2 separate regions of the Homo sapiens genome follow, and region 2 is linked to region 1. Evidence: chromatin contacts called from ENCODE Hi-C or POLR2A ChIA-PET data. All regions are on one chromosome and are shown on one strand. The core of a region is the stretch at or near the end of the contact, and the rest is flanking DNA. Distances in the headings are between cores, read along the strand shown. Region 1 overlaps PRP4K (pre-mRNA processing factor kinase PRP4K). Region 2 has its middle 22 kb from the start of FAM217A.

What was found. A loop is a pair of places that touch in the nucleus more often than their neighbours do. ChIA-PET counts read pairs that join two places held with the same protein, here RNA polymerase II (POLR2A). Pooled maps may share reads with other maps.
Region 2: a map of gastrocnemius medialis shows a loop between it and region 1 (2.0-fold over the local background). The contact joins two enhancer-like sites. A Hi-C loop is called at or near these places in 11 of 168 maps with a recorded cell type or tissue (CD4-positive, alpha-beta T cell, HepG2, IMR-90 and 6 more) and 5 of 50 pooled maps. POLR2A ChIA-PET finds 5 or more read pairs at or near these places in 5 of 52 experiments (HEK293T, HepG2, PC-3 and 2 more).

What each region holds. Positions count from the first base shown.
Region 1 is chr6:4,057,436-4,064,851 of GRCh38, forward strand. PRP4K (pre-mRNA processing factor kinase PRP4K) reads left to right here. Exons shown (of 15, transcript NM_003913.5): 14 at 1,293-1,379; 15 at 2,978-7,416. The coding sequence ends at 3,181. Among named protein-coding and RNA genes, the nearest start is that of FAM217A, 18 kb to the right of the region's middle. RefSeq lists an enhancer at 1,760-2,054. Within about 2 kb of position 1,881, at least 6 of the 41 ENCODE cell types and tissues checked have a DNase peak (open chromatin) inside an H3K27ac peak, as active enhancers do.
Region 2 is chr6:4,098,206-4,104,990 of GRCh38, forward strand. It overlaps the pseudogene TEX56P. Among named protein-coding and RNA genes, the nearest start is that of FAM217A, 22 kb to the left of the region's middle. Within about 2 kb of position 4,791, at least 4 of the 41 ENCODE cell types and tissues checked have a DNase peak (open chromatin) inside an H3K27ac peak, as active enhancers do.

The DNA of each region.
Region 1 (7,416 bases), core at 631-3,130:
CTTATGGGTAAAAGTTTCAAAATGTTTGGAAGACAGAATGGAAAAAGATGTAAGTTGAATTAGGTAAAATACAAGAACATGCTTAGTGGTCAGAGAATGAATAGGTGAATATTAGATATTGTAAGAGGAACTTGATGTTAATTAATTTATTAAAGATTGGAGGTTATTTGAGAAAGTAAGGTACCTTTCTTGGTACCTTTTCTTATTTAATATCTTTCTAACTCACCGCTGATACTTCAGCTATAATGCTAGTTTCTGTTTAACATGAAGCAAGAATGTAAGCATTTATTAAAGTATCTGAGGGCCATAACTTAGCTTTTTTTTTTTTTTTTTTTTTGAGACGGAGTCTTGCTTTGTCGCCCAGGCTGCAGTGCAGTGGCGCGATCTCAGCTTACTGCAAGCTCTGCCTCCCGGGTTCATGCCATTCTCCTGCCTCAGCCTCCCGAGTAGCTATAGGCATGAGCCACCGCACCCGGCTGTAACTTAGCTTTTTAAGATTTCAGCCTATTTGCTGAATTTCTAAAGATTTACACATTTTTCGTAAAGGTCAGAAAACTGTATGGTTTTCAGTTGTGTTTTGTTGTTGTTGTTGTTTTGAGACTGGATCTTGCTCTGTGTCCCAGACTGGAGTACAGTTATAGCTCACTGCAGCCTTGAACCGAACCCCTGGGCTCAAGCAGTTCTCCTGCCTCAGTCTCCAATGTAGCTGGGACTACAGGCATGTGCCACCACAACCAGTTAATTTATTTAATAATTTTTTTGTAGAGATGGAGTTTCACTATGTTGACCAGGCTGATTTGTACATATTGTCCAAATTCTATTAGGTTGGACTTTTTTTAGAATAAGTTACATAAAAATGAGCTATGTTGGTATTAGTTTTAATGAAGTCTGACCTGTATCAGGGCTGTTGGAACATAATTAGTAAAGTGGCATTAGGTTCCCTAACTGCCAAGGAGAAAAAACCTGAGTTTTGTGATATTTTTAGGAAGAAATAATTTAAAGTCTTTGTTGACTCTCCAATTTTAAATAGTGAAAGGACAATTTGATGTTATAATTGTTTTAAGTCACTGCCTGGACAAATATAATTTCATGTTATTAAGTAGTTTTAGGTACAGCATTGGTATTTGCTTTTGCAAAGATGTTAATGAATTCCTGGGATCAAGGGAATCTGAGATCAAACAAACCTACAGAGACTAAATAACATACTTATTTGACTTATTGTATATTAATTAAATTGTTAGTAGGCCTGTTTCATAATAGTTCAAAACCCAAGTTTTTGTTTTGTTTTGTAGATGATTCGAAAAGGTGTGTTCAAAGATCAGCATTTTGATCAAAATCTCAACTTCATGTACATAGAAGTTGATAAAGTAACAGAGAGGGTAAGTGTTTTAAATGCAGCATGCAATAGTTATTTTATTGTTAACTGAGTACTAAATCATACGAGCTGGTGAATTAAAAAAAAAACAAAAACCCAAAAGTAAGTATTTCCTTTTTGCTGTCGACCAATTCCTAAATAAAACACATCAGACCATGGAAAAGATGGAGGGATTTTAAAATGTTTTTCTAGCATAATTAATTTATTTTTATTATAGGTCATATTTAGGCCCTCGTCACATCTTCTTTGGATTACTTTCTTGGTCTGGCTTCCCATCCAGCTTTCTTATTGCTGCTAGAGTGATGTTTCTGAAAACATATCTGGTCATGTTCCTATCCCTGCTTAAAAACCTTTGTTGGCTCCCTGTTACCTATGAAATAATATTTAAGTTCCTCAGAATGACAAATCCAACTGCTTTCTTCAGTTTTCAGACCTCTCTTCAGTACATTCAGAACCCCCACCTTTCCACATTTGGCCAGAAGGCGTGCTGGTTCAGACCTTTGTGCCTTTGCTAACAGACCTCCCTGAGCTTAGTCATTTCCTGTGCTGCCTCACCCCCAACCCCCTAAAAAATGTATCATCTTCAAGCCTCAGCTGAAATACACATTCTGTATGAGCCTTTTGAAAACTCCCAGATTGAAGTAATGATTTCCTTATTTTTGTCCCATTATTATAGCATATGTCCCTGTCTTTGTCAGAGCACTTAATAATACTTCAGGGTATTAACTTATTCACATGTCTGTCACTTACCACTTCAAGGTAGGGAAAGTACAGTGCAAACAGCTCATGCTTATCTTATTGTAAATTTTCATTGCTAACTTGGAGTTGACTTTTTTTTTCTTTTTTGAGACTGAGTCTCGCTCTGTCACCTGTCACCCAGGGTGAAGTGCAATGGCACGATCTTGGCTCACAGCAACCTCTGCCTCCCAGGTTCAAGCAATTCTCATGCCTCAGCCTCCCGAGTAGCTGGGATTACAATTGTGTGCCACCACGCCTGGATAATTTTTGTATTTTTAGTAGAGATGGGTTTTGCAGTGTTGCCCAGGCTGGTCTCGAATTCCTGAGCTCAAGTGATCCACCTACCTTGGGCTTCCAAAGTGCTGGGATTACAGGTGTGAGCCACCGCGCCCAGCCCAGAGTTGGCATCAACTTTTTCATTTAAGTTTTTTGGTTACCTTTTAAAAAGATGTACAGCATAGAGGAAACCACAGCAAAGTTTTAAATGAATAGATGATGATGATACAGTCATGCGTCACATAACCACAGCATACACTCACACACATCTAGGGTAAGTAGTATGGCCTTTTGCTTCTAGGCCTGAACTGTAAGTTGGTGGACTGAATACTGTAGGCACTTTTGCAAGTGGTAAGTGTATGTATGTATCTAAACATAGAAAAGGGAGAGCAAAAATACGGTATTCCAATCTTAAGGGACCACTGTCATATATGCAGTCTGTCATTGCCCAAAATGTGCACTGTGTGTATATATTTTGTATGTATATGCATGTTTTTAATATTTTTGATAGACCCCAAAACAATCTGATTTAAGTTGTATATGCTTAGTAACTTATTTAGAGATACGCATTTTAAAAATTATTTTTAGGAGAAAGTTACTGTTATGAGCACCATTAATCCAACTAAGGACCTGTTGGCTGACTTGATTGGGTGCCAGAGACTTCCTGAAGACCAACGTAAGAAAGTACACCAGCTAAAGGACTTGTTGGACCAGATTCTGATGTTGGACCCAGCTAAACGAATTAGCATCAACCAGGCCCTACAGCACGCCTTCATCCAGGAAAAAATTTAAACAAGATGAAGAAACTCCAAGGGTTTGAGTAAATACAAAGACTGAAGAAATTTCACAGCAGTTTATTAATGTATATAAACTTATAAATATTTCTCCAGCAAATTTGAGGAAGCATGATATATTTGAATTAACACCAAGGGTGATATTTCTTTTAGAGATGTTAGTTAATCTGTTTTGTGTCTTACGTGAAATTTCACTGTAGACTGTTTTAAATTGCCAAGACTGCACAAAATTACAGTGCTAATGTATATGGTTGCAGTTCACATAAAGACAAAAGCATCTGTTATGAAATGAGTAGTAATATTGGGTGGTTGATTTGTTCTTAGCAGACTTGGCTTCATTTTGGTCTTGAGATAAAATGGCCAGCATAAATGCTGTTTATATTCACGTTTTCCTAGGTGTGTGTGTGCAGGCCACAGCAGCATGCCCTTGGTGTAGTCAGTGCCGAAAGGGGTCTGTTCCTTCTTGAGCCTGCCTGCAGGGATGGTCTCCTTTTAAAGCAGGTTGTGTGCAGCATTCAGTACACTGAAGGTAAGCTAAACCATCAACATCTCTGGTGTTTTAAGATGTTATTTTATTGGAACAACTGACAAATGAGGGATGTTAGCTTTGTGGCAGAATTCCCTGCATGTGTGATAACTGATCTTGTTTTATTTTTTGGCATTGCAACTGTGGCATAGTTACAATTTCTGTTTGTTCATCACATTTAAAATTGGAAGAGAACGCGCTTGATGGATAGAGCGCCTTCAGTGTACTGTTTCTTATTAACTTTACTTTTTTTAAATCAACTTGCTATAGACTTTATATACATTTTGTTAAATATAGTTCCTAGTGACATAGAAACGATGCGTAGTTTTCATTTACTAATTACAAATGTTGAGGCCTAATTCTGAAAGTCCTCATATTTAAAGGCTAGACAACGTAATGAAATTTTTAACTATTTGTATGTCATTTTGAAAGTGTACTGCTTTATGGTAAAAGTGTTTTTCATTTGTTCATTGTTTTCATTATTTGTGATCATGTTGTCTTTCAATACAGGCATAAACCTTCCACTCTTGAACAAAGCAGCTGCTTTTTAAAAGCGGTAATTGCTTCTTTACCTTTTATTTCTTTTGTAAATGAAGCTTTTCTTTAAGAATGTGACTTTAAAGTGTTGTCTATTGCATAAAACAGTTGACACTCACTTATTGTAAAGTGAAGATTGTTCTACTGCATGTGAAGTGGACCATGCAGATTTCTGTATGTTCTCAGTATGCATCACTAGATAATAAAGTCTTTTGTGAACAAGGCATTTGTAGCCATTTTTAAAAGTTTTTGTCTTCAGTGCTGGTAAGTCAGGTAAACCATAAATAGTTAAAAGCAACCTTTTGTTTTTTTCCTGAAAGTTTTTAATTGAAAGTATTATTAGTTAAAGATGTAAACCTAGCCAAAATTACCAGTTTATTAATAATTAGGATCCTAATTATTTCAAAAAATCCTACAAATATTGTCAGCTTTCAGTGTAGTGAGATTATTCCTGTAGGTTATGGGGTATAATTCAGGATTTAACTAATGTTTCTGCTATTTTCTCACTTTTCCTTTTGATGGTGCGGAAAGAGAAAAAGGAAAACGGGGCACAGGCCATTCGACGCCTTCTCCAAGGGGTCTGATTTGCTGAGACACCAGCTTCACCTTCTTAACAAGGTTATTTCTGACAGCATGTGTAGATAAACATTTAGCAACAATTTAAGACAAAATCGTTTAAATCAGCTTGGTTTTGCAACACAAAGGAATTTGTATTATTAACATGGTAGAAGAGAATTTTTCAGAAATATATGTAATCTTTGCTGTTTGGGGGGTAAAATTAATGCTTGTCTCCCTGAGGAATATGGAAAATAATCAGATTTTAGGGGTTTAAATAATATTTTTAAATTGTAAATGGGATTTTTTTATTCACCCAGGCACCTAATTACAACAAGCATGCACATTTTGGTGCATTCAAGAATGGAAAATCAGAATAGCAGCATTGATTCTTCTGGTGGGTTTTGCTCCATTTAAAGACATGAAATGAACTACAGCCAGGAAGGTGATAGATGATATAATAAGCCACCTCTGAACCTACACCCCGTCTCTTCACGGTTTAGACTTACTAAAATAAATACAAGGTGATTTTCATCTTCAGGTAGAGTGAAGCCTTTTAATTAAGGCGTCACAGGTGCAGCTATTCTACCTTAATGAAATGGGTAGTGATTTTCCCACCATTATTTATTTCGGTGATAATATGCTGCATATTCAAGTCTCTTGTAGTTATTTTCACCCAAAGTAGTTGACAATTTGATGCTTCTGGTGATGTTTATGGCTTCATTTTATGTAATTTTTTAAGTAAGTTCCACTAGAAACAGTTCATCTTATACCTTCAAAACTGTTACCTGTTCTTTAAAAAACAAAGTTGCTTGTTACTTGTTCTTTGTGTTTTAGGTGCAGCTCAGTGGAAGATGATGACAACCAGAAGACATGAGCTAAGGTTTCTGTCCTATAAAAGATTTATTAAAAAACAATCCTTCATTTATTTTTTGTCTAATTTTTTAGTTTTCAGCATTATGATTTGGGTTTTATTGGTGTTTGGTATTTAGAATTAGTGCTGTTGTGGAGTGCGTCTGTAAAGTGCTTGTTTTATCATACTTCCTGCCTCTCCCCTCCCCCAGTTTCTCCTCCCCTAAAATAAAAATAGTGGTCAACTTTAGTAATATAAAAGGCTGCTGGATGCTGAGATTCCACATAACACATGGTTGTCAAAATTGGATGTTAAGGATTCTTAGAAAAACAGCAACCACCAGAATAGCATATATCTGAAAGTAGTCTTCAGCTTTAGGCAGATGCAAAAGAATACAAACTGGAATATTAAGAATACTGTTCAACTCCTTTAGTATCTGTTCCCCAACTTACCCTGTAGAAACCTCGTTATTAACCAGTGTTCCAGTCTTAAAGTAGACAAAATATTCAGAGCCATTTTTTTTAAGGGAAATGAAAAAGATACTCTGGGTTTTTTATACTCCCCAATTTAGCATATCTAGACTACCTATTTGAAAGGAACCCTATCAACTGTCTTATGTACGTTACATGATTTTCCTACACTCTGTAATTTTGCTGAGGTGCAATTTGGAACTCTGCAAGACCTACTAGATTGAATTTATTTAGTGAATGCTCCTGAATAAATGTGCATTCCTCTTTTAGAGTAGCTGTATGCTTTTCAAATGCTATCTGCCGTGAATTTTTTGCTTTTATTATACTTTATGGCAAAAGTGATATCAAGTGATTGTCAGACTTGAGGGCTCATAGAAGTGTTAGGTACGGCTCTCAAAGATGTTACAGTTTTTTCTAGGGTTGGGAGAATAGTTGAGATCTGGAAAGCATAGACATTTTTTACACTCTGGATAGACTTTATTCTTGAAGATCATCAGAAATGAGGTTGGAATTTCGAGGTTTTGAGCAGGGGGAGCATCTTATATTCACCCTTAAATCGTTATTAATACATCCTGTTTTCTTCATTCCCTGATAGCTATCTCATTTCACTCTACTGTCTCAAAATTTTGTTTTAAAATAATAGAAATGTTTTGCCATTATTAAGTACCACTTTATTCCTAACAAAAATAAGTACTCAGGACTTTTTTTTCAAAATGAAATATTTATGTACTGTTTTATGGTATGTGGTAGAGTAAGTAAAATGTAATGTTCTCAGTTTTGTTCCATATTTGCATTCCTCTTATGCTTTACCTGTATTTTATCATTTGTAAGCAGAACTCTAGCTATATGGGGTAGAAATAAAATCTCTGAGATGAAACAAAGGAATCAACATGATAAAATTTAGGCGAAGTAGTTAAGAAATGGCCCTTTTGAATGTTGAAGATAGGAAAGAAAGCCATATATTCAAATATGTAATTTTCCTCATTTAGTTATAATGACATCTTTACCAATTGGGCTTCATAAATGTGTTTCTTTCTTAATAGTATCCTAGTTCCAGCATATATTCAACATGAATTTTATCATTCTCCTCCTAATGGAATGTCTTCCTTATAGAAATGTTCACGACAAATTCATTTGTGTTTTTTACATGTCAATAATGTATGCTAAATTAAAATGTTTTCCAGTTATTCTGATAGATGTCATTATGGCATCCTTAATTTTTCTTCTCCTTCTGTATATAGGGTAAGGGACTGTTCTGAAGAACCTTTCCATTTAGTGATCAAGATATGGAA
Region 2 (6,785 bases), core at 3,541-6,040, 44 kb after region 1:
TCTCACTGTCGCCCAGGCTGGAGTGCAGTGGCGCGATCTCGGCTCACTGCAAGCTCCGCCTCCTGGGTTCACGCCATTCTCCTGCCTCAGCCTCCCGAGTAGCTGGGACTACAGGCCCCCGCCACCATGCCCGGCTAATTTATTGTATTTTTAGTAGAGACGGGGTTTCACCGTGTTAGCCAGGACGGTCTTGATCTCCTGACCTCATGATCCGCCCACCTCGGCCTCCCAAATTTTGGGAGGTGTGAGCCACCGCACCCGGCCTTGTTCATTCTTTTATTTACTTACAATGTATCTGCTAGATGTCTAGGACCAGGCTAAGATCTGAATGGTGCTCAGTAATATTGTTGGAATAAAGGAATGACAAAGCTAAATAGGAATTATTATTATTATTATTTTGAGATGGAGTCTCGCACTGTCACCCAGGTTGGAGTGCGATGGCACGATCTTGGCTCACTGCAGGCTCTCCCTCTCGGGTTCACACCATTCTCCTGCCTCAGCCTCCTGAGTAGCTGGGACTACAGGTGCCCGCCACCATGCCTGGCTAATTTTTTGTATTTTTAGTAGAGACGGGGTTTCACCATGTTAGCCAGGATGGTCTCGATATCCTGACCTTGTGATCCTCCCGCCTCAGCCTCCCAAAGTGCTGGGATTACAGGCGTGAGCCACCGTACCCGGCCCAATAGGAATTATTAAGCTGCATATATATGTTTTCTCAAATCAGTGCCTTGTTACTCTTGCTATGCAAAGATGGAGAGGAACATTGAATGTATTAATGCTTATTCTATTACCAGGTGAGAATCCTGAACTCTCTGGCTTAGAAAGAATCTTAGCAAGACATCAGTTGCCAAAAGAGATTAATCTGACCCCAAAGCCGAACAGAATGCCCCCGTGGAAAAGAAAAATCATCAACAATGTAACTGACGGGTGGAAGAAATGTCACTTGTTGAAGAGAAACACGAAAGAGCCTCCAATGTCCACCATAGTTGTCAGGTAGACTCTAATTTCTGCCTTATGTGGATATATTTAGAGATACACAGGGTGATCACAAAATCTCTATATGCCTTAGCTAAAAAATGATAAGCACTGTTCTATATAAAAGCACATGGGCCCCATTTTTACCCACCACCAAGCTGCTAGAGGAGCCCTCACTGGGAGTAAACTCATGGAAATGGGAGCAGGAGTGTGGGTCCTCCATGGCCCATTGCAGTCTAGAATAGAGAGCAGAAATCTAGCAAGAACAGAGTGGGATTCTTGGAGAGAAACCCAACCACTGAGCTTTGGGGCTTTTTGGCTGCGTAAGTTGGGAAGCAGCTTGGTTTTTCACACCCACCATTGGCATGACCAGGGGCTAGGATACCATAGCAGGACATGGTGGACCTTTGGCTTTATCCCTGGTCTGCCAGACTGTACATGGAGAGAACTGGAGCACCATTGGACAGTCTTAACAAGAGGAGTGACATCATCTGACCCAAATCCTCTCTAGCCTCCCAAAGAATGCATGGGTGGAGGAGAGCTGTTGGGAGATTTTACAGCTCTGCAGGTAAGGGATGGTGGCCCAGGTGGTAACAGTGGGGATGTGGAATTGGTTGGATTCCGGTGCTCAAAGTCATAAGCTTTGGTTCCTTGGCAAATTATCTTTTTTTGGTGCACTTCTTTCCCTGCTTATGCCAGATAGATGGTGTTTCTATATTTGTTTTTTTCTTTTCTTTTCTTTTCTTTTCTTTTTTTTTGAGACAGAGTCTCGCACTGTCACCCAGGCTGGAGTGCCGTGGCGCGATCTCAGCTCACCGCAACCTCCGACTCCTGGGTTCCAGTGATTCTCCTGCCTCAGCCTCCCGAGTAGCTGGGATTACAGGCATGTGCCACAACACCTGGCTAATTTTTTTTGGTATTTTTAGTGGAAACGGGGTTTTGCCATGTTGGCCAGGCTAATCTCAAACTCCTGACCTCAGGTGATACAACTGCTTGGCCTCCCAAAGTGCTGGGATTACAGGCGTGAGCCACCGTGCCTGGTCTATATTTGTTTCTTTCGTATTGCTGCATGTATGGCAATGATGCCTACACTTTGTACATAGTAAGTATTCAAGCAATTTTGCCGGGCTGTCAGGATAAATGTAGATGTTGCTACAAAGACAGGATCATTTCTGATTTGAAGGTAACATAACCGGGAGAGAGTTCCAGCTCATGAATTTGCCTGAACTGGAAGCTTCCCCTGGGATTATTGCCCTGGTGAAACAGAGTCCTTGTCTGCATTTTTTTCAGTGTCCTCAGTGGCATAATTTGCCAATTTGATTTAAATATTGGTAGCCAAAGAAGGCAAAGGTATTATTATAAAAGAAGGTGGTCAATGGAACCATGGTGTTTTCTGGACAAAGCAAAGACACTACATTTTTTGTCCAGAAGTAGGTAAAGGTTATATTAAGTGATGATATCTGATTACTCAAGTGAAGATTATTTGACCATGCTTTGGAAGCCTGATATGATTTGGCTCTGTCCCCACCCAAATCCCATTTTGAATCGTAATCCCCACATGTTGGAGGAGGGGCCTGGTGGGAGGTGATTGGATCATGGGAACAGATTTCCTCCTTGCTGTTCTCATGATAGTGAGTAGTTCTCAAGAGATCTGTTGGTTTTAAAGTGTTGCACTTCTCCCCTCGCTCTCCCTCTCTCTCCTGCTCCACCACGATAAGATGTGCCTGGCTTCCCCTTTGCTTTCTGCCCTGATTGTAAGTTTCCTGAGGCTTCCCAATCATGCTTCCTGTTAAGCCCGTGGATCTATGATTCAGTTAAACCTCTTTTCTTCGTAAATTACCCAGTCTCATGTAGTTCTTTATAGCAATGTGAAGACAGAATAACACAAGACCTATTTTTAAACATTCAAGTTTCACAACCATAGAAAGTTTGTACACCTCAATTTTAGGTCCTGATGTCTTCATATGAAGTTATAGATCTTTATATCCTAGTTTGCTTTCTGAAAATATAGCTAGAGTATCAGAACATAGGAAATGGTACTTTTTTTTAACATTTTATTTTACAAACATTTATTTGCTTTCCTTAAAAGCAGGGACTGTCAGCCTATCTTATTTATTTTTGTATTCCTAGTGTTACAGGTTGGAGTCTCAAGCGCTGAGATAGAAATAAGAATGCAAAAGGTTTCCTGGGAGTGGTGTTGCATCAAAGTGGAAGCAGGAAAACAGTGTTGGGCAGGGATTCAAGAGGTGGAGAAACAGGCTTCGCCCCAGTGGAAGGAGGTGCAAAGTCATGTTGCAGGGGGCTTCGGTACAGGACAGGTGGGAGGATTAGGCCCATTTTGCAATCAATCAATCATGAACCTTGTCTTGGTTGCTGTGACTCCAGATTCCTGAAGGATCTGCTGAATTAACTGTTCTAGTTCTGATGATGCCTCCTGGCATTAATGATTCTTCTCCTATTACCTGGTAACATGGTAAATATTGTCATTTGATAACTGTATCATTCTTAATTCTTTGTGACTTAACTGACACCCTTGAGAGAATTCATTCTTTAGCCAAAGCAAGCCTGACTATTATTAAGAATCATCAATAATAGCTTTGTCCATAAAACTAGAACTACCATATGACCCAGCAATCCCACTACTAGGTGTGAACCCAAAGGAAAGTAAATCAGTATGTCAAAGAGCTCTCTGCCCTCCCATGTGCATTGCAGCACTATTCACAACAGCCAAGATATGCAATCAACCTAGGTTTCCATCAACAGATGAATGAATTAAAAATGTGGTGTATATACACAAGAGAATACTTTTTAGCATAAAAAAGAAGGAAATCCTGTCATATGAGGCTGCATGGATGAGCCTAGAGGACATTATATTAAGTGAAATAAGGCCCAGAAAGACAAACTTCAAAAGGTTCTCACTCATTTGTGGGCGCTAAAAATTAAAACAGTTGTATTCATGGAGGTAGAGAGTAGAAGAATGGTTTCTAGAGGCTGGGAAGGGTAGTGGAGGTAGTGAGAGGAAGTGGGGAAGAATACTGCATGCTCTCGTTCATATGTGGAAGCTGAAAACGCTGATCTCACAGAAGTAGAGAGTTGAGTAGTGGTTGCCAGAGGTTGGGAAGGGTAACGGGAAGGGGTGGATAGCCAGAGGTTGGTTACCCGATACAAAAGTACAGCTAGACAGGAGGAATAAGTTCTGGTGTTCTATAACACTGTAGGGTGGTTATAGCCAACAATAATTTTTTGTTTATTTTCAAATAGCTAGAAGAGGGCATCTTGAATGTTCCCAACACAAAGAAATGAAAATTGTTTGAGGTGATGACATGCTCATTACCTTTATTTGATCATGACACATTGTAAACATGCATCAAAACATCCCACTGTATCCCATAAATATGTGCAGTTATTATGTCAATTTAATCGAAGAATAGCTTTGTTTTTGTCTAAGAGCTATTGAACACTACTGATTCGTGTGCCCTTGACCACCTGTAAAATGGTGTTGCTAATACCTCATGTTGTATCAGAAAGAGTTGTGACACTGATAGAAAAACGACTGTGAAATTGAGTTTTGACAAGTATGAAGTACTATTTGAATGCATTGTACAGTATTTTCACGTGTTAGATTGAGGCAACTGTAGGTCCTAACCTTGAACCTGCCCTGGCAAACATTTGCTCAGTTTATGCTGTGTATCCCCGCTAGCACGGAGAGGATAAGGCCCCTCTCTCACATGGCAATAGCAGTTTTAGGGCCACAAAACAGGCAGATCATACGTGAGGCCTGCTGGCTTTGACAAAGTTCCTTCAGTGCTGTGCTATGTAAACAGATCAGCAGGCACAAAAGCCAGGAGTCCTGGGACCATGCCGGTAAACAGATTTTCTAAGTCTAGAGCTGCAGATGGTGGTGTCTTATCCCTGTTGGTGAACCTGGCAGGATTCCAACCCCCAGCTCAATAATACTGTAAATCCCTACTGGATACTGCATGTAAATTATAATTACTTGTAAACTGTGTTTACTGGCTCAGTATGCCATATTTATATGGACTCTAGGGCTTAATTTTTTTTTCTCTTGATAAGTGTGACAAAAGCAGTACTTGAACAGAAGAGAGCTGTGTGTTCCATGTGAGAACTTTAGTTTAGATTCCATAATGTTTTTGTTGCATCGATGTGGTAGCAACTGAAGACGGGGCCTGGTAGTCGATGGGTTTTATTTTGCCCACCTCTCTGCCATAGACATTTGCAATTTATCCTGACTTGGGGCCGCTCCTCCTCTATACCAAAATTCATCTTTTATTGTACTTACCATGTTATAGTGTCTGTGTTGATTTGCTACTCCACTCGTGTGCTGTGTAAGCATTTAAGAAAAACGTTTAATGTTTTCTTTTTCTTTTTCTTTTCTTTTTTTTTTTTTTTTTTTTTTTGAGATGGAGTCTCACTCTTGTTGCCCAGGCTGGAGTGCAATGGCTCAATCTTGGCTCACTGCAACCTCTGGCTCCCAGGTTCAAGCGATTCTCCTGCCTCGGCCTCCTGAGTAGCTGGGATTACAGGCATGCACCACCACACCCAGCTACTTTTTGTATTTTTGGTAGAGACGGGGTTTCACCATGTTAGCCAGGCTGGTCTCGAACTCCTGACCTCAGGTGATCCTCCCGCCTCAGCCTCACAAATTGTTGGGATTACTGGCGTGAGCCACCGTGCCTGGCCATTTTTCTTTTCTTTTTTTTTTTTTTGAGATGGAGTCTTGCTCTGTCACCTGGGCTAGAGTGATCCCCCCAGAAGTGGGACCAGAAATCCTGAAGCAGTAGCCGCAAGCCAATCTACATGGAAAGGCAGGAAAACAACGCTTGAGTGCCTGGGTACAAGGGAACCGAGGCAGGTTTGGAGAAAAAGACCTGGCACGTGGTGTGGAGGCTCCTTCTGGGGACTTGGCACTGGATTTTATGTGGGAATGAAGGTGACTGGGCTGGTCAGGGCATGTGTTATCCCTCTGGAATTTAGAGGCAGGTCTTGGCAAATACTTGCTGACACTTCCTACACCTGCTGACTTTCACGTACCCCTGCTGATTTCAATGGAAGGGACATGTGTATGTTCTGATCTTGGGGAGCATCATTCCATGCCCCTACTAGAAAAGATGTCTCAAACACTTTCTGTGACGTGACTGGTTCACATCTTCTGCTTGCTTTAAATTTTCTTTGCCTTATTAAGTTGTGAGAGTTCTTTTCATATTTTCAATACAAAATTCTTTGATAAAAGCATTGCAAATATTTTCTCCCAGATGGTAGCTTGCCTTTCATTATTTCATGATAACACAGAAGAACAAAGGTTTTACATTCCCAATGCATCAATTTTTTTCTTTCACAGTTTTTGCATTTTATATTCTAAGAATCCTTTGACAAGTCCAAAGTTGCAAAGACTTGCTCCTATATTTCCTTACTGAAGTTTTGTAGTTTTAAGCTTCAAATTTAGGTTGGTAGGCCAGGCACAGCGGCTTACGCCTGTAATCCCAGCACTTTGGGAGGCTGAGGCGGGCGGATCACAAGGTCAGGAGTTCGAGACCATCCTGGCTAACACAGTGAAACCCCATCTCTACTAAAAATACAAAAATTTAGCCGGGCGTGGTGGTGGGCGCCTGTAGTCCCAGCTGCTCGGGAGGCTGAGGCAGGAGAATAGTGTGAACCTGGGAGGCGGAGCTTGCAGTGAGCCGAGATTGCCCCACCGCACTCCAACCTGGGCAACAGAGCAAGACTCTGTCTCAAAAAAAAAAAAAAGTTTAGGTTGGTAGGCCATTTTACTTTATTTTTGCATAGGGTTT